2 separate regions of the Mus musculus genome follow, and region 2 is linked to region 1. A link is a loop called in an ENCODE intact Hi-C map of the cell type or tissue named here. Cell type or tissue: heart. All regions are shown on one strand. Links, peaks and the distances in the headings refer to the core of each region. The heading gives the core; the rest is flanking DNA. Region 1 holds the start of Nkx2-1 (NK2 homeobox 1). Region 2 holds the start of Gm36754 (a long non-coding RNA gene).

Region 1 (9,814 bases), core at 860-8,859:
AGAGAGAGAGAGAGAGAGAGAGAGAGAGAGAGAGACTGCTTGTCTAAATGCACTAAGTGTGTGCTTGGTTCCTGCAGAGACCTGAAAAAGGGCATTAGATTGTTTGGAAATGGGATACAGAAGGTTATGAGACATAAATCCTGTACTGGGAATAGAACCCAGGTTCTCTGAAAGTGTTCTTTACCACTGAGACATCTCCCCAGCCCCATCAAGTCCTCCCAAGTACAGCACAGCAAAGATGCTATACCTGCAGTAGCTATCGGAGGATTGGGTGTTGCTTCTTACAGAGCCTTAGAGGCTTGATCCCCAAGTTGAAGTCTGAAATACTGAATTAGAATAATTCATTGTGCTAATGTGCTTAAAGACGGTCAAACTCCTGCACAGCATCTCATCACCGATTATTTAAGTCACTGACACAGCAAAGTAGGAAGTTGTATGAGGCAGGCTTCTACCACATCCCCACATACAGTGTGTATGCACACATTCATGCACGTGTCCATGTGCATGTATGGTGTCCATGTGCATGTATGAAGGGATTTGCTCCAGGGGATGGTGGGAGCTCACATAATCAGAAAGTGGTAAAGCCAGGTCTCAGACACCAAGATTTCTGAGCTCTACTCCAGGGCATCTCCACCCCCCCCCCCAAGTCCCCCAGCACTAACCTAGCTAATCCAGGACACAAAACTTCACTGGGACACGCCCCCTTTCTCAATGCTTGTTACAAAGTAATTATACATCACTGCAGTGATCTAGTGCTAATATGGAAGCTTCAGGTGGAGACCGGCCATAGATAGGTCGTTAATGGCTAAATACTCTGACCTAGCCTACCAAATATCGGATACAGCATGGGTTCCAAGAGTAGTTGCTAAGTGAATCATGAATTGTAAGATAACATTTTGAACTTTGCAGCATTAGAAGAAGCACATCTAGTGCCCTTGGCAGATGTGAAGGGTTTCATGGGAGTTGGAAGTAAGCAAGCTGAGGTGTAGGTGGCAAGTGGTAGATCTGGTTTGGACATCCTCTCTCTAGCGTTCTACCAGTGAGCTTTCAAAGAGACACTGGAGGGGAAGAAGGAAGTGTCCCTCTGCTACACTGCTGCAAAGACTAATGGTTACTCTGCTCTTCTTCTGGTGAAGCCTGAGTCTCTGCAGCCCTTTGATTCCTAACTAGTGAGATTAAAGAGGACCCTTGGGGCTGAACCAGGGAATAACCTTATGAGGGCTGAGCTCTGTCCTGCTAGCCACAAGGCCAGTCTACTGACAGCGCAGGAGGCACCAGCCATGAGGGGTGGACTAGGTTTTTAAGAATTAATCCACAGCTACAAGAGGGGAAAAAAATATCTCTGGTTTAACCCGAGTGGGTCCTGTTCAAGATGAGTCAGAGAGGCAGCATGCTCTCTAGTCAGAAAGACTAACCTGGTGAGAATTCTCAAGATCTTTGCATGGATGAGTTCAGAGATAAATAGGTGGCTCCCCACCCACCCACCCAACACCCCCCCCAGGCCCCCAAAGGCTCTTGAGAATTCTGGCTTACTCTTGTGGATGTCAGTGCTCATGGGAAATAATCCAGAATGGTGGATGTTTATGAAGGGGCAGAAGTATGGGAAGTTCATTTGGTTCAAGTCACAGAGTGCAACAGAGCCCCTCACCCCCAGTTCTAGATGGGAGCTGTTGGCATTGGTGCCAGCAGGAGAAGTTTGAAGCTCAGTCCAGTTCCCCTCCCCTTCAGGGTAAAGCATGGGGGTTGCCAGGCATCACTCCCCTCGAACTCTGACTGAAGCTCAGCCCCTCACCTAGTGCTGTGCGGCTGGGGATGGGGGCCCCTAGTTACAGTAGGGCTAAGATGCAGCTTGTGTACATTCTCCCAAACTGGCCACCTGCTGGTGTTTTTGAAGGTCCGGGCTGCACGGCTCAGAGACTGTAGAAGATTGAACAAACCTTTCACTCCAGACTAACAGGCCCCCCGAAGAAGCAATGGATTTGATATTAACCACAGACACAGAAATATCGACCTTGTTAGTGAGCTTAATTTTCTTCCCTCAAAGCTTTGGGCGTGTTTTGATGTGCCTGATTTTGCTTAAATCTCACCAAAAAACCTTCTGAAGAATTACCTCCTTCTGTAAGTGGCACTAAAACCGGGAGAGACAAATGACACTCTACCCTTGGTGTTCCTATGACCACCAACAATTATAAAATAACGGGGTTAAATGGAGACGGAGGACCAGGGACTTCCTAAGACGATCCCGTTCCCAATGCTAGCAGATCTGGGTCGCGCCTTCAGACTAGGTCTGCATTATGCTTTGCCTGCCCTTTCTGCCGTTCACTTGATCTAGCGTGGCTTCCCCTCCCTGCACTCTCGACACTGTAGACCAAAGTGCTGTAGCTCATCTTGAGAGCGCCCCCCAGAGAAGTCCCTGGGAAAGGAGAGCGCAGAGCTCTGCTTTCCACTTGTCCTTAGCTACAGAGACACAACGCACCTGGCCGCTTAAAGTCGGGGTTCCCTGCTTCAAAGCCACCTCGGGGGCGGTTCGAAAATGCGGGCCCAGATGGGAGGCCCGCTGATGCCCAGAGCCTTCCTTCCCTTCACGATGGAGGTAGGTGGTGAGGAAAGCTAATGTTAGTTTAGTCGTCGGCTTTGTGTTGAGGGAGTAGAGAGCACTCTTCAAGGAGAGATCTTAAAAAGCAAATAAAACAACTTTCCATACTATAATTGCTATTAATGGAAAGGAGCCTACCCTGCTGAATTAAGTAGTTCAAAACTGCTTGTTCATTATCGGGAGCTCCCTCACTACAAGGAGGGGAAAGAAAATGTGAAAACAAAAACCAAAATCAAGAAGCCTCCTTGACTGGCCGCCGAAGTGTCTAGGAGGCACCTGCCGGGCCAGGAAGCACTCCGCCCTCCCAGCCTCTAGCGCTCCAAGAAAGCTCGAACAGCAGACAAGCAAAGCCAAAACAAAAACAAACAATAACGAAAACGCTTAAATTCCAAGGAGAAAAAAAAAAAAACGGAGGTGGTCTCCAAATCTGTGCCATGCAGGGCTTGGCTGGGTAACCCACTTAGCTGCTGATCCTGACCTGGTAACAGCAATGAGGCTGACGCCCCCGGGCCCGCTAGGGAGCACAGCCCACAGCTCCCCCTTGCCAGGCGCCCAAGGACCCTCAAGGCGCGGGGCTCACACTTGAAGCCTGGGAACGCTCAGACAGGAAACCCACTTCCTCCTAAGCAGTTTCTTCCTAGCCGGATGAGAGGCGCCCAATTGAAGCAGAATGATCCTCATCTACTAATATCCAGCGTGGCCACAAAGCGACCGGCCATTTACGCCGCCACTTTAGACAAAGATATTTGGTTATTCCCGGGGAAGCAAGTGCACTTTTGCATGGCTGAGCTCCGGGAGGAGGCGAGCCTCAGCCCAGCCTCCCGCCCGCTGGGCTGCGGGCGTCGAGATATTCGCCTCCTCCCGGACAACGAGTTCCACCCGGGTTCAGACTCAGTTCCACTCTGCAACGGATCTGCGGGCGCTCACGCGGCTCCCCGCCCGGGCTTTCACTGAAGCATCGGAAGGGAAAACTGCGGGGATCTGAGCTGGGGTGCTGGGACTGGGATGTCCTCGGAAAGACAGCATCAGCTTCTGAAGCCGAAGTATCCAGGCCATGGGCAAGGGTCAGGGGCACCAGGTTTGTTCGAGATGGGGCAACTTCCGTGGTGGACTCTCCTGTTAATCCCCCGCACCCTTAGCCTCGTAGCTCAGAGGGCCAGCGGTGTACTTGCCTGGGCCGGCAAAAGGGGTGGAGAAAGGGAGCGGCGGGGTGGGGTGGGCTGGGGGGGCTGGTCCGCTAGGGAGCCAGGAGCTTGGTGGGGGGTGGCGCGGGGATCGGTGACAGCCTCCCGGAGGCAGTCGTTCCCTTACTCAGCTCCCCCTCCGCCCGCTGGGATTCTCTCGGGTAAGGGGAAAGGGGGCGGGGAGCAGAGGTGTCCCTCTGACGGCGGCGGCAGAAGAAGCAGACAGACTGACAGACACATAGACCAACAGTGCAGCCCCAGGGTTCATCCCCAGACTCGCACACTCTTTTGGTGGTGACTGGGGCTCAGCGCAGCGAAGCCCGATGTGGTCCGGAGGCGGTGGGAAGGCGCGGGGCTGGGAGGCCGCAGCGGGAGGGAGGAGCAGCCCCGGCAGGCTCAGGTGAAATCCCGCTCCCTGCTCCTCAGCCCCCTTCTCCCCCAAAGGCCAGCCCCTGACCTCGGAACCCCGACCAAATTGGACCGCGGTTCCACTTTGTAACTCCCCAAGTTGGTTGCAAAGCAGTATTCACCTTCCGTTCTCCTTTCCATCCCTCCCCTTAGGTTATTCTCTACCCCACCTCTGGCCCTCCCGCTCTCGGTTCCCTCCTCCTTCCCCCCCCCCCGCCTTTTCCTCGCGCGCCACAGGCACCCCACAAAAATGGGGGTGGGGGTGTCCAAGGGAGGGGGAAAGTAATGCTTTGGTTCTCTCTCTCTCTCTCTCTCTCTCTCTCTCTCTCTCTCTCTCTCTCTCTCCCTCTCTCCTTCTTTCTCTCTTTGAGACCTAAAAATCTTGACAAGTGAAGCTTAAAGGTGTTTACCTTGTCATCAGCATGTAAGCTAATTATCTCGGGCAAGATGTAGGCTTCTATTGTCTTGTTGCTTTAGCGCTTATGCCCCGCCTCTGGTGGCTGCCTAAAACCTGGCGCCGGGCTAAAACAAACGCGAGGCAGCCCCCGAGCCTCCACTCAAGCCAATTAAGGCGGACTCGGTCCACTCCGTTACGTGTACATCCAACAAGATCGGCGTTAAGGTAACACCAGAATATTTGGCAAAGGGAGAAAAAAAAAGTAGCGAGGCTTCGCCTTCCCCCTCTCCCTTTTTTTTTTCCTCCTCTTCCTTCCTCCTCCAGCCGACGCCGAATCATGTCGATGAGTCCAAAGCACACGACTCCGTTCTCAGTGTCTGACATCTTGAGTCCCCTGGAGGAAAGCTACAAGAAAGTGGGCATGGAGGGCGGCGGCCTCGGGGCTCCGCTCGCAGCGTACAGACAGGGCCAGGCGGCCCCACCGGCCGCGGCCATGCAGCAGCACGCCGTGGGGCACCACGGCGCCGTCACCGCCGCCTACCACATGACGGCGGCGGGGGTGCCCCAGCTCTCGCACTCCGCCGTGGGGGGCTACTGCAACGGCAACCTGGGCAACATGAGCGAGCTGCCGCCTTACCAGGACACCATGCGGAACAGCGCTTCGGGCCCCGGATGGTACGGCGCCAACCCAGACCCGCGCTTCCCCGCCAGTAAGTGAGGCCGCCCCGCCGCGGGGCCGCGGGCTAAGCACCGGAGGCGCGGTCGGCGCGGCCGGCGAGGTGCGGCGCCCGCCGGTGGCGCTGGGCATCGGGGTGGGCAGCCGAACAGCCTTGTGTAGGAGTGGGGTGAGGGCACTGGACTTTCTTCCCCCCGCTGGGCAAGGGTTTCAAAGGAGGTACTTAGAAGAGCTGGGGTCCTGCGGACAGGTGCTAGCACCCGACCACCGCAGGCACCAAGGACAGACTTGATGCTCAAGACTTCAGGGAGCTAAGGAAGGCCCACCCGGGACTCGGCTAGGGAGGCTAGGAACTCGGGCCAGAGGAGTTAGGGACCAGGAGGGGCGAGTAGAGAGAGCCGCCCTGCTGGGATGCATCCCGGTCGGGCTGCCTCGATTTCTAAAAGTCTCCCTCTGGGTGGCTTGGGAGGGCGCACAGCTCTGGAGGAGGCTCTACGTGGGTCGGGCGGGTGGCTGTCCTCACCTAGAGCCCGCAAGAGAGAAAGCCAGAGAGGCCAAGCGCCTGGAAGCTGGGGCGTTTGTAAGTGAAAACTCCCTTTTGTTAAGCTCCTGAACTTGGTCTACCGTCCGACCCCAGCTCTCTGCACCCTTGGGTCTCCCACCTGGCTTGGGCATGAAAGGAGTCAAAGCAACCCTTTTCCCTCACTGCACATTCTGGGTCTAAAGGGACACTGATACCAATGAGGAGTAGCTAGACTTTAAACCCTTAAGTAGTTCGACGGCACGGCCCGCTAGCTGGGCCTCTTTTGGGAAAGAGCACTAGGCGGCGGCCTAGGTGAGGAGGATGCCGTCGAAAGTTGGGGCGGGCAGGCCAAGGGCACAGAAAGCGGGGTTGCCCCGGCCCCGGCCCCAGCCGACCGCTGTGCGTTTGTCGCTTACAGTCTCCCGCTTCATGGGCCCGGCGAGCGGCATGAATATGAGTGGCATGGGCGGCCTGGGCTCGCTGGGGGACGTGAGCAAGAACATGGCCCCGCTGCCCAGTGCGCCCCGCCGGAAGCGCCGGGTGCTCTTCTCCCAGGCGCAGGTGTACGAGCTCGAGCGACGTTTCAAGCAACAGAAGTACCTGTCGGCGCCGGAGCGCGAGCATCTGGCCAGCATGATTCACCTGACACCCACGCAGGTCAAGATCTGGTTCCAGAACCACCGCTACAAGATGAAGCGCCAGGCTAAGGACAAGGCGGCGCAGCAACAACTGCAGCAGGACAGCGGCGGCGGCGGAGGCGGCGGTGGCGGTGCGGGATGCCCGCAGCAGCAGCAAGCTCAGCAGCAGTCGCCGCGCCGGGTGGCCGTGCCGGTCCTAGTCAAAGACGGCAAACCCTGCCAGGCGGGCGCCCCTGCCCCGGGAGCCGCAAGCCTGCAAAGCCACGCGCAGCAACAAGCTCAGCAGCAGGCGCAGGCGGCGCAAGCGGCTGCCGCGGCCATCTCAGTGGGCAGCGGTGGCGCGGGTCTAGGAGCACACCCAGGCCACCAGCCGGGCAGCGCAGGGCAGTCCCCGGACCTGGCGCACCACGCAGCCAGCCCCGCGGGGCTGCAGGGCCAGGTCTCCAGCCTATCCCATCTGAACTCCTCGGGCTCGGACTATGGCGCCATGTCTTGTTCTACCTTGCTTTATGGTCGGACCTGGTGAGACGTGAGATGCGCTTGAGCCCCGCGCGACCTCAACGCTTCCCCTCTGCCTTCCGCAAAGACCACCATTCGCCCGCTGCTCCACGCGCTTCTACTTTTTTTAAGAATCTGTTTATGTTTAGACCAAGGAAAAGTACACAAAGACCAAACTGCTGGACGACTTCTTCTTCTTCTTCTTCTTCTTCTTCTTCTTCTTCTTCTTCTTCTTCTTCTTCTTCTTCTTCTTCTTCTTCTTCTTCTTCTTCTTCTCCTCCTCCTCCTCCTCCTCCTCCTCCTCCTCCTCTTCCTCCTTCTTGTCCCCGCTCGTTCTTTTCTTTCTCCCCCTCCTCTTCTGTTTCCTTCTTCCTTCATCTTTCCCCCCTTCCTTTCTCTTTACTATCTAAAACTTGCAGACTTTTTGTTTTTTAACATAAAAAGAAAATAGAAACAGCCAAGCAAATTCAACCCTTTACGGATTCTTTAAACAGAGAAGGACAGAGAACAAATTTGGGGTGTCTTTCTGGTAGTTCAAATGGGTTCCCAAGCTTAGGCATGGCACAGTTTTGGAGCCTGTTCTATGCTTCCATGGCCCTGAACTCTAAAGACGGAAAACTTTTCTGTGGATGCACCCTGCCAGCAAAGTGAGCTTGCTTGTAAATACCAGGATTTTTCGTTTGTTTGTATGTTTCAGAAGGGAGGACAGACGCTGGAGATAGGAAAGTCTTCAGCATAACCCATTTGTACCTGACACAAAGGAAGTGTCCCCTCCCAGGCGCCCTCTGGCCCTACAGGTTCAGTCCAGGCTGGCCTTTCAGAAAATTGTTTTAGGTTTGATGTGAACTTGTAGCTGTAAAATGCTGTTAAAAGTTGGACTAAATGCCTAGTTTTTAGTAACCTGTACATTATGTTGTAAAAAGAACCCCAGTCCCAGTCCCTAGTCCCTCACTTTTTCAAGGGGCATTGACAAACCTGTGTATATTATTTGGCAGTTTGGTATTTGCAGCACCAATCCTTTTTTTTTTTCTGTTGTAACTTATGTAGATATTTGGCTTAAATATAGTTCCTAAGAAGCTTCTAATAAATTATACGAATTAAAAAAGATGGTTTTTTTCCTGATTAAAACCCTTTTCTTTTTGTTTGGTTTTGATTTGGCTTTTAATGGGTTCGGGAAGGCGGTTGGAATTAAACCTGATGGGATCCAAATTCGTGGGTTTGAGCTCAGGATTCTGACCCAGGTAAGGAAGTCAATTCCAGAGTTTCTATCCAAAAGAAAAAGGAATTTCGCTCAGTTTTGAACGTTAGTGGAACCAAAACTTAAGCAGTCCTGAGACTATTTCAGAGAGAGAGTGAAAAGTAAACTAGAGGGAGAAGTAAAGGAAGAAACAGAAAAAAAGGGGGGCTATTTTTTTAAGAGCCAAGCTTTCCTGGTTTAGTTTTTGCTTTATTTTTGTTTGTGTTTGTTTGGGGGGGGAGCCTCAAAAGCTGGTTTTACACATCTGAGACACCCACTTAAAATAACTCCAAAGGAACCATCAGTTTTAGTACATAGATTGCTTTTGTACATTTGCATGCCAAACCTGTATTTCTAATTCTCACCCAAACTCCTCACCCTTAGATTCTGTTTGGTTGCTGGTTTCCAAAAGTAAAGAATTTCTGGGTTTTATTTCAACACTCTAAACAAACAAACAAACAAACAAATGAGATTCCTCCTGCTGGGGGGATCACCAGCTCCCCCTGACCCCCAAGAACTCTCCTTCGTGTATTGTCTCCATGTGGACTTGGTGGCCAGCTTAGGCATGCCTCTCTCTATCAAGACATTGGGGACTGAGCTTTCTTTATCCCAGTACATTCCATATCTAGAGGCATAAACCGTTTCAGCAATTATTCTTTCTCCTATCCCCAACTTTCTACTAATCCTCCAAAACAAAACCAAAATAATTTTAACCGCCCTCATCCCCACCTCTGACTTTTATCAGATACATATATTGGGGGAAACCATCCCAGTTGCGGCGGGAGTCAGAGTAGAAGAGTAGTTAAAGGCAGAGACAAAAATTATAGCTCCTTGGGTGAACTGTTGTTGATTTGTATGGTCGCCCCTGGCAAAGTGATACAGGCAAGGCAGCCTGTGGGCAGCAGATGCAGGTGCCTGCAAGGGTCTGTTATGGCGATTGATGAGCTTTTAGTACAAGGTCACTCTTCACTGAGATATTCAACTATCTTTTCCCTGCTAACCTCCCATCTCTCCTCTTTCCATCATCTTCTATCACATTCTGTTTTCAGTTTTTCTCCACTGTATCTATCCCCCAGAATCTTGGGTTTGGTTTGGTTTTGTTGTTGGGTTTTGTTTTGTTTTTGTTTTGTTTTTTTAAACGCATGGACTTAAATCTGACAGTCTTTTCACTGATGACCAGGGAATTTCTACCTTGTCGTGCCTTAGTAATGGGAGCTGGTTTCTCTTCCTGAGAAAACCAGTCCTGCCTTTTGGGATATGGCTTCTCATAGCTTGAAGGTACTCTGATATTCTGAAAGGACAGTTGGTTGACTCTCCTGAGAGCCTACAGGGTATGTGTGGGGTTCCTCTTAGCAGACCTCACATTTTGGGGGGAAAAAATGAAACCAGGAAAGCATAATTATTTCTGTTCGTACAAGGAGTGCAGGCTGTTCTTGCTCAGGAGAGGCAGGTGTTGGCAGCTGCTGTTCAACTCCTAAGTGAGGGTTGAGTTTAGCCCTACCAGTTCCACTGGCCAGCACAAGCCCAGACAGGGACAGGGCCTAGCCTGCTCTAGACACAAGCTGCCCTTGCTCTCTGCATTGTAAAAGAGTAACAATATGAGGGTAATGTAGCACTCTGTCTTATCTTCCTTGGGTTAGTTGGAGTTCCTAGCAAA
Region 2 (9,814 bases), core at 1,000-8,999, 290 kb after region 1:
TGCCTTTGTTCTCTCTTCATGCTTTAGGATTCTTTACTTCCTTCCCCCATCTCCTGACTCTCAGCCTCCTGGGCTTACTCCTCCTCTTGCACATCAAAGCTGGTGTTCCCCCAGGCTTCTATCTCATTCCATCTGATCCCACTGGAGAAACTCAACCAGTGACTCTCTTTGCAGGCTCAGAGTTCTAAGACAAGCATGTTTTCACTATAGATACTATGACTAACCAGATCCTTAGATTTCCTTTCTGACATCTCTGCCAAGATACTCTGTACACATCCTAACAATCTCAGCCAGGTATCATTGCCTCTGCGTTCTATACCTTGGCGAAAGCTCCTTGGCTATTTGGTCACCATGGCTAAAATCCCAGGACTCATCTAGAAGTTGGTTGTGATTTATCTGAAATTTCCCCAACAGGTCCACATGCTAAAACCTTGGTCGACAGCCTGTGTTACTATTAGAATGTGTTGGAACCGTTGGAAGGTAGAGCCCAGTGGAAACAAGTTAGGTCGATGGAATGAACCCTTAGAGGAAATTTGGTCTTGGCACTTCTCTCTTACCGGTTCCCAGCAAGGTGAGTTAAGCGGCTTTGCCCTGTTATGTACTTCCAGCTATAATGGTCTGTCTTGCTACATGCCTGGCAGTAACAGAGACAATTACTAAGAGCAGAAACTGAGCCAAAATATATTAAATTGAGTTTGACAGGTACTAGACATAGCGACAGAAAGTGAATTGACACAGACTTTTTTTTTGTCGCATCTCACTTTCCCTATTTAAATCTTCCAAAAACTTGGGTTTTTTTTCTTCTTTATTTTGTGTATGTGAGTGTGTGTGTGTGTGTGTGTGTTGCACACGTGTGTATATGTGTTTGTGTATATATATTCACGTGGTGTTCAAAAGATAAAATAGGCTGCATCTTTTGGAAATTGTCAATATTTTTGACAAGGGTTTCTTCCTGGCCTGTAGTCATGAAGTCAGTTCATCTGACTAACCAGAAAGCTCTGCGATTGGCTTGGTCTCTGCATCTCTGGTACTGAGATTACAGACACCACCACATCTGGCTCCCTGGTGCTGGAATTACAGACACTCCCCACCACATCTGGCCCTTTAAAATGTAGATTCTAGGGGTCCTTAAGCATGCAAAGTTATTGGTTAGACTGTCTCCACAGCCCCATACTTCTTTTTGAAGCCCTCAGACTTCCTCTGCCAGATAAATGTTGTGTCCCCACTGCTAATGCATACTCACATTCTCATTGCCTGTTAAAGAGGCTCTGACATCCATATTCTCATCAAGCCAGAGGTGACCTCGAGAGACCTATGACCGCCTGTTGCTTCATACAAAGACTGTATGTGTAGAAGCATTATGATTTTCAAAATACTAAGAGCAATTAGCTTTACCTAGCTTCTGTTATAGTCTCCCAGTCTAATCTAATTCATCTACCTTGTCCTTCATCCTGTTGTCACAATGCCTTTCCAAATGACAGATCTGCACATAGCCTTCCTATTTTATTCATATAATGCATGTCAATTGTACAATTACTTGTGTTAACTTTAATATTTCTATATACTCACAAAGAAGTCTATTTATCTTTCTATTCAACCTCCATGCTGGCACCCTAATGTCTCAAGAATCCTTCTTTAAATTTGAGGTTAACTTATTTTAAAATGTTCACATAAGAAGGAACATGTAATATTTGCCTTTCTGTATTTGTCTTACTTTGCTCACCACCACAATACCCTTTAGTTCAATCTACTTTCCTGCAAAAGAGACAATTCCATACTGCTTTGTGACTGAATATCCCAGTGTGTGTGTATCCATTTTATCTATGGGTACCATGTTGAGTCCATATCTCTGTTACTCTGAATAGTATCTCAAATGTAAGCATGCAGTTATCGTGTTCATGTTATCTCCTGGCTATATACCAAGGAGAGGTTAGCCAGATCATTTTTAGTTTTCCGATGGAACACCATCCTGTCTTCTACAGCAGGTGCACTGATTTATATTCTCACCAACTGCATGCAAAAGTTCCCTTTTCCCCACATCTTTACCAGCTTTTATTATTCTTCAAGTTTTGATAACAGTCATTCTAACTGGCAAGGCTTCTCAATAAGTGATGATTGACTTTAAGCAAGGTCTATCCTTTCAAAAGTACCTACTGTTCTTATACTAAAAGCGTAATTCGAATCACTGGATAAGGGAAGACCTTCTGTAGCTTTGATTTGAGGTTCTCTGATTTGTCGTCCTGTTTTTATGTGCTGTAGTGTTTATTATTTTAAGGTAAACCCTCAAAGTGTTTGCAAGGTCCCGTATGATGTAGGTTACCAGCCAACTTGTGCAGGTTTTCCTGTCTCAGTTTCCTCCCTAATAAAATGTCAATACTTGAGTTTCTCCTAAAGTCCTAGTTGTCCCCTGTTCGTCACAATAGTTTTGTTGCTTGAGTGTGTCTAACAAGGCATGTCCTGTGCCTTTCTCTAAGCCTGTCAGACTCTGGCGCAAAGAACCAACCCCCTTTTCCATCTGCCCAGGATGCATATCAGAATGGACTTTCTCTCCAGCCTGGCGTTTCTGTGTGCTGCTTAGGTAATGGAATGGCACTCAAGTCCCAAGGGATATGTTCCCAGAGGTAAGAACTGGGTCTTGTTTATTTTTGTTTCTTCTAGTAACTATCACAACACTAGGCCCAGAAAGCTTCTCCATAGACGTTGATTGACTTTAAATGAGATACCAGGCTGGTGATCTTCTTTGTTTTGTTTTATCACTATCTGCTTCTGCTCATACGCTAAAAACTTAAGTTGAATGTTCATAGCAGCCTTATTTATGATAGCCAGAAGCTGGAAAGAACCCAGATGTCCCTCAACAGAGGAATGAATACAGAAAATGTGGTACATTTACACAATGGAGTACTACTCAGCTATTAAAAACAATGAATTTATGAAATTCCTAGGCAAATGGATGGATCTTGAGGGTATCATCCTGAGTGAGGTAACCCAATCACAAAAGAATACACAAGATATGTACTCACTGATAAGTGGCTATTAGCCCGAAAACTTAGAATACCCAAGATACAATTTGTAAAACACATGAAACTCAAGAAGAATGAAGACCAAAGTGTGGACACTTTGCCCCTTCTTTGAATTGGGAACAAAACACCCATGGAAGGAGTTACAGAGGCAAAGTTTGGAGCTGAGATGAAAAGATGGACCATCCAGAGACTGCCGCATGTGGGGATCCATCCCATAATAAGCTACCAAATGCAGACACTATTGCTTACACCAGCAAGATTTTGCTGAAAGGACCCTGATATAGCTGTCTCTTGTGAGGCTATGCCAGTGCCTGGCAAACAGAAGTGGATGCTCACAGTCAACTATTGGATGGGACACAGGGCCCCCAATGGAGGAGCTAGAGAAAGTTCCTGAGGAGCTGAAGGGGTCTGCAACCCTATTGGTGGAACAACAATATGAACTAACCAGTACCCCCAGAGCTCGTGTCTCTAGCTGCATATGTATCAGAAGATGGCCTAGTTGGCCATCATTGGGAAGAGAGGCTCCTTGGTCTCGAAAACTTTATATGGCCCAGTATAGGGGAATACCAGGGTCAAGAAGTGGGAGTGGATAGGTAGGGGAACAGCGGAGGGGAGGGTATAGGGAACTTTTGGGATAGCATTTGAAATGTAAATGAAGAAAATACCTAATAAAAATTGGAAAAAGAAAAAAGAAAAAAATGACTACATAATGAAAGACCATCTCAGATAATAAGATATGATTGGAAATATTTACTAGATATGAAATTACCCCACGAATATAAAATAATGTTGCAAAGGCCCAAATTTCTAAAATAATGTAAAATATTTAAAATAAAAATGAGAGAGAGAGAGAGAGAGAGAGAGAGAGACTGTAATAACTTTAAAGGTGTAGCTCTTTGTAAAGATAGGAAAGCAGGAAACAGAAAGACAAAAAGAGCCCGGGGGTGGGGGTTGGGGAGAGAATTCCTAAAAAACCACAGCACACTCTTGAAAAGGAAGCTTCCTCCGTGTTTTGGTGAAACCAGAATATAACATAAAGACGGCATTATCATTGCATCATGCAAATATTGACTGTATCAACAGCATCCTGCTCTCCGGGGTCTGCAGGCCCAGCGTTGAGTACTCCACAGTCTCTTGAGCTGGAGCCAACAACCAACAGAGCATTAGATCAAAGCCTGGATACACACATGCCTGGCAGTTTGCTATTGAACCACTGATAAGAGTACAAAAGAAGTCCCTGGGCACTTTCACCACAATTTGAACAGCAGCTAGTTAATTGGGTTGATAACAGATGTCAACATTTCATACGCTGTATGATGTCATGGTTCTAGAAGGTATAACTTCTCTTGGCCTGACTTGGAAAACTGAACATTTCTTTTAAAGGAGTAAATGTGAATACCATTTCATTATTTATGTTTTCCCCCCCATCGGAAGAATTTGGTGAGACATAGTTTTAATGATATCTTTAAGTTTTTTTAATAAAAAAAACCCAGAATATAATTTTCTCTGCATAATTTACATAAGGTGTCTCAAGGTGCTGATCAGCCCGTACAGGTTTGCACCCAATGCAAATAATCAAGGCCTGAATTCATTAAAGGATTATGCAGATGCTGTTGTTTGGAGGGCTTTGAGGACTCTGTGTGTGTGTGTGTGTGTGTGTGTGTGTGTGTGTGTGTGTGTGTGTGTGTGATGACACAGCTTACCTTCTTCATTCCAAAACCATAAACAGTGACATGAAATAGACCACTCTTATCCTCTTGATATTCTAAGAAGTAAGATGTTCAGCCATCTAGCATTTCAAACTAAATCAAATTTTAGAAAAGTTGAGTGTGCTCAGTTTCAAATGTAAAGATCATATAAGTAAGTGGAAAAATTCAGAATACATTTCTTTGGCTAAGAAACACACAAAGGTTTTAAGAGCGACTCCATGTCCTCTGGGTCTCTAGCATTCCTTGAAAGGTAAAGAAACGGCTTCCTTGGGACCGAAGAAGGAGCAAACCCTAGTCATAGTTTGTCACCTTGAATAGACAACTCACGAGGGAGAAAAGCTCCCCACCACCACCAAAAAACAAGTCTACAGCCAATGCTGTTGAGAGGTTGGAAACAAAGGCTCTTTCTTGTCAGCCGGCCTTCAGCAAGCCGACATCTGCCTTCACCATGAGCAACCACAAGGGATCCTACTTCACCTCTTCCTGATTCTAGAACAGAATCAATGTATATTCACAGCGCCACCTACTGCTTAGTGCTAACACCACAGTGCCCAGTGACTCAAAGGGGACTTCTTTTGTTTCCAACAGGGAGCATCTTCAGTGCTATTCTGAAGGCACCGGGATGTGTGACACATGTGGCCATGGATCAACTCCTTCTTCATTTAGAAACTCATGTTTGTTTGCAATGAGCTGTGATGGAGTGGAAGATGGTCTGTGGAAGGATGAGGAGGGTTGTGCGCGGGAGCTTGCATTGTTTGACCTTGCTTTTCTGGCTAGGCTGCACCATCCATCCTGCCGGAAGTGATCCTTAGCAAGTCCTTTCGCTTCATCATGCCGGCTCCCGAATGAAGACCCACACCTTTCAAAATTGTTGAGATTTCTTCAGTGGACAGCAGGAGTGATTTATTTTTCCATCGCGGATATTATCTCATACAAATAAAAATTTTCTAAGTAAAAACTAAAATATATAAGCTATCTGTTTAATCTATAAAAGTCTAGCTTGTGGGTAATTTGGTATTTCAGCTTGCTTGCAGTCTGGTTGGTAAAGCCTGTATCTGATAAGAGTGGAAAAAATTCTACCTATGAATTGATCATGTGGTGATTTTTTAAAACATGTGCCCACCCCCCACCCTCGCCCACCCCTACCCCCGTGTGAGGAACTGTGGAAAACCCATGTCATCTAGTGCGGTATTTCTATCATGTAATTAGAACCTCAACCCATCACGGGAAGCAGCAAGCCACACTGGATTGCAGCTCTCAAAAATGTCAACACTGTAAGATGAAGGAAGAAGGCTAGTTGTATTAGACTCAAGGAGGCTAACACAGAGGGATGATAAGTAAAGGCGCGGTCAGTTTGGAAGAGGCGAGACGCTCATCTGTAACACATTAGAAGAAGTAGATGATCTTTAATGGAGACGGTCATTGTTGACTCTCTTGGGTTTGATACTCTATGTGAGGAGGCATTGCTGTAATCGGTAAATACACTGTGAAGCATACAGCAACAGGGAGACATGTGGACCAGGACTAAAGCTAATCTCAGGTGTCGCAGGGAAAATATGCCTCAGAAAGAGGAAGGTGGTAAGACATTCAGACAAGAGATTAATAACTGATGAGCCCTAGTCAAAGCTAAGCAGGAGTCGCTTGTATTATTCTTGCCACTTGGTTCTAAATTTGAAATTATTTTAAAATTCTAAAAAAATGTTAGGCACGCTTTCCTCAACATTAAGACATTCTTTTCTTAAGATACTGAAGGACACTACTTTCATGTTTTCCTCTACTGAGACTCTTTCACCTTTAAGGCCCCAGGAGTGCAGCCAGAGGTTGCAGCATCAACAAAAGAACTTGTCCTGGCGCTGTGTGCAGCATCTTTCCCAGCAAGCCACCCAGACTCACACCGAGGGTGCCCGGGCCAGTTCACTAGCTCCGCGGTGGCTGTGACACAGCATCTCCCAAGGCCTTGTGGTCAGGCAATTCATACTCAAACACTGTCAGAAGCTTTCTTCGGTCGAGAGAGAGAGAGACGACAATGATAAAACACCCAGTCTCTCCCTCGGGAGCTCAGAGGTGGCAAGGAGGTCATCCTGTGTACACGGCCCCGACTGCGGCCTTTGATCTGATTTTAAGCTTGAAACTACATGTAAAGAGGTCAGCTCTTGGGTTAACAAAACAGTTACAGGTATTTTGTATAGATAGTACATTTTGTTCATTTGTGTCTTTTGTTGTGTGATAAAAGATGGTAGAGTCAAAAGTACAAATACCGGAGCTCTTAGAATCCAGCACTAATGCCCTCTCCAGACTACAGGTTCCCTTACACTGTACAATCAAAGTCATTAGAAGAGACGATAGATGAGCCTGTTTCCTCCCTTAAAGTGCCAGACCTCACAGAGAAAGAGAGGATAAAAAAATAGATAAAGAAATATGTCTTTTGGTGAACCATGTGATTTTATTTTATTTTTATGTCTTTGAACATGCTAATTAAAAAGAAAACCCCAAGTAGTAAAATGCTTTTGTTCGTGTCTAAGCTGCACACTCGTTCCTTTCGTTGGTGCCATGACGCATCTGTGCCAGTTACCCACCACAAGTTCCAGGAAAGGGTTCATTCGATATGTGCATATTAATCCACACATATGAAAGTAACAATTAACCATTAGAGGAAAATGATTGTTTTTCCTAATGCTTAGATGTCTTATTAATCACACGAAAGGTCTGTCAATTATCCTAATGCTTTGATGCCTTATTAATCACACGAAAGGTTTGTCAGTTAACTGGCGTCTCACCTGTAACGGCTTCAGCAAGACTCACACTCCACATGCCCCCCTAGTACCAAATCTTAGAATGATAATCTTCCTTCTCCATGTGTCTTTCTTGGTTGACAGTTGACAGTTTAATAATCAACACAGGGCTGTCAAAGACTGTAAAAACACTAAAGTAGGTCAGGGTTAGGACTTGATCCTATGTGCAATGTTGCAGATATGGCGTTTGTGCCCCTGAGGGGCCTCACAATCCTCAAGATCTTCACCTATGAACCAATAATCCCAGATGTGCCTGAACTAGAGGCAGTTTCAGAAGCATCAGGGTGCAACTTCAGAGTTCCTCCAGGAAACCTACTAACAATAGAAAGGCAAGATAACTTGGAGTTAAGCAAGATGACCTCATGGTGATCGAGCCCTCCCTTTACCCTTTCTGTTTTCTCAGTATCTTGGTTTCCTCATCTGGAAAATGGGATAACAGTCATTATCCGGACCCTGACCCTGACCCTGGGAAACAGAGCAGGTGAGTGTCAGCTTTTACTGTGAAAAGCACTGACAATTGAATTTTCCTCCCAGATCTCTCACAGGACTCTCATGTACAGGAGCCTGCAGGTCTCCTGTGTTAGCTGCATGGATTTTTATACTCCAGGGCTCCAATCTAGATGGAATGATTAGAATTTTAAGAAGTAAGCCAATGTTTTACTTATGACTTTGAGAACCAAGACAACATGTTGTCTCTTATACCTGCTACTTATCTTGCTGTTTGTTTGTTTGCTTGTTTGTTTGTTTGTTTTTGCTTTAAAAATAAATCCTTTCTTATGGTAAGGATGTTTCCCATGAGACTTCCATCCTTAACATATTGTCTGTGTTCACTGCTGACCATGCAGTGTTGTGTGGTGGGCCTACAGAGCTTAGTCATATTGCATAACTGCAAATTTATGTTTATTGATCAGTGACTCCTCCCTCTCACTCCTGGTTCCTGGCAGCTACCATTTGCACTGTTCCTCGGAGACTGACAATTTTAGGTGCTATGCTATAAATGGCTCGTGTTATATTTGTCTTTCTGTGACTGACTTATTTCACTTAGTGTATTGTCCTCCAGATCCATCCATCTTACCATAGATTATAAAAATTGCTTTTCTACTTTTAAAGATTAAATCTTTATCAGATTAAAATACATAAAGATTGTTTTTTTTTCTATGTATGAGTACACTGTTGCTGTCTTCAGACACACCAGAAGAGAGCATCAGATCCCATTGCTGATAGTTGGGAGCCGCCATGTGGGTGCTGGGAATTGAACTCATGACCTCAGGAAGAGCAGCCAATGCTCTTAACCTCTGAGCCATCTCTCCAGCCCAAAAGTACTTTTCTTAAATGGTGAATATCCATTCACCTGCCAATAATGAAATTAGCCTGTTTCTATAGCTTCGCTATCATGCATCATGCTACAGTGAACATGAGAGTATTGATACCTCTTTAAGATCAGATTTAAATTTTAGGATACATATTTAGAAATGAAGTTGAAAGGTCATATAGTAGTTCTGCTCTCTTAGGTACTTTTAAATTAATTTATTTTTTACTCTCCATATTTTATTCCCCTCATCCACCCTCTGACTGCTCCACATCCCACATCTCCTGCCCACTCCCTGTCTCCATGTGGATGTCCCAATCCCACACCCCACTTGACTTCTAAACTCCCTGGGGCATCCAGTCTCTTCAGGGTTAGGTGCATCATCTCTGAATGAACACAGACCTGGAAGTCCTCTGCTGTGTGTGTTGGGAGCCTCATATCAGCTGGTGAATGCTGTCTGGTGGTCCAGTGTTTGGCTCTCTTAGTTTTTTGATGCCCCTCATAGTATTCTCCACAGTGGCTACATTTTCATGTTGTATAATAATGCCAGCGTCTATTGGTTCCAATCACTAAGACTTAAGTCTTCTGGGGTTTTGATAGCAGCCATTCTAGTGGGTGGTATTGATATTTGATTTGGGACATAGACCATCTTGTGTATATATATATATATATATATATATATATATATCAGTCATTCATTTGAAAAGAAGCTAATCCAGACAGCCTGAAGGGAAAGCAGAGTATTACTGGGCAGTCATATCTTCCTTATAGAAATGTTTCTTCAAAGTCATAACTCATTTATAAATCAGACTTTGTCGTGTTTCTTCAAAGCCTTTTTTTTTTTTTTTTTTTTTTTTTTTTTTTGGTTTTTCGAGACAGGGTTTCTCTGTATAGTCCTGGCTGTCCTGGAACTCACTTTGTAGACCAGGCTGGCCTCGAACTCAGAAATCCGCCTGCCTCTGCCTCCCGAGTGCTGGGATTAAA

What was found. Hi-C counts contacts between places; a loop is a spot of excess contacts. Peaks named below come from ENCODE experiments on the same cell type or tissue, not always from the same donor. Only the 100,000 strongest peaks of a DNase experiment are listed, where the experiment ranks them.
Region 2: it touches region 1 in a loop (2.1-fold over the local background); 13 of 42 quality-filtered maps call a loop at or near these places.

The regions. Positions count from the first base shown.
Region 1 is chr12:56,530,169-56,539,982 of GRCm38, reverse strand. It overlaps Nkx2-1 (NK2 homeobox 1), which reads left to right and starts at 3,075. Exons shown (of 3, transcript NM_009385.3): 1 at 3,075-3,674; 2 at 4,910-5,295; 3 at 6,203-8,048. The coding sequence starts at 4,923. The coding sequence ends at 6,948. It overlaps Gm26973 (a long non-coding RNA gene), which reads right to left and starts at 2,793. Exons shown (of 6, transcript XR_872771.2): 1 at 2,477-2,793. In heart, for the core only: no CTCF peak of the experiment used is centred there; no DNase peak of the experiment used is centred there; H3K4me3 peaks cover 3,596 bases; H3K27ac peaks cover 578 bases; H3K27me3 peaks cover 7,169 bases.
Region 2 is chr12:56,237,362-56,247,175 of GRCm38, reverse strand. Gm36754 (a long non-coding RNA gene) reads left to right here and starts at 7,917. Exons shown (of 3, transcript XR_381611.1): 1 at 7,917-8,002. In heart, for the core only: a CTCF peak has its summit at 5,263 (motif pointing left); no DNase peak of the experiment used is centred there.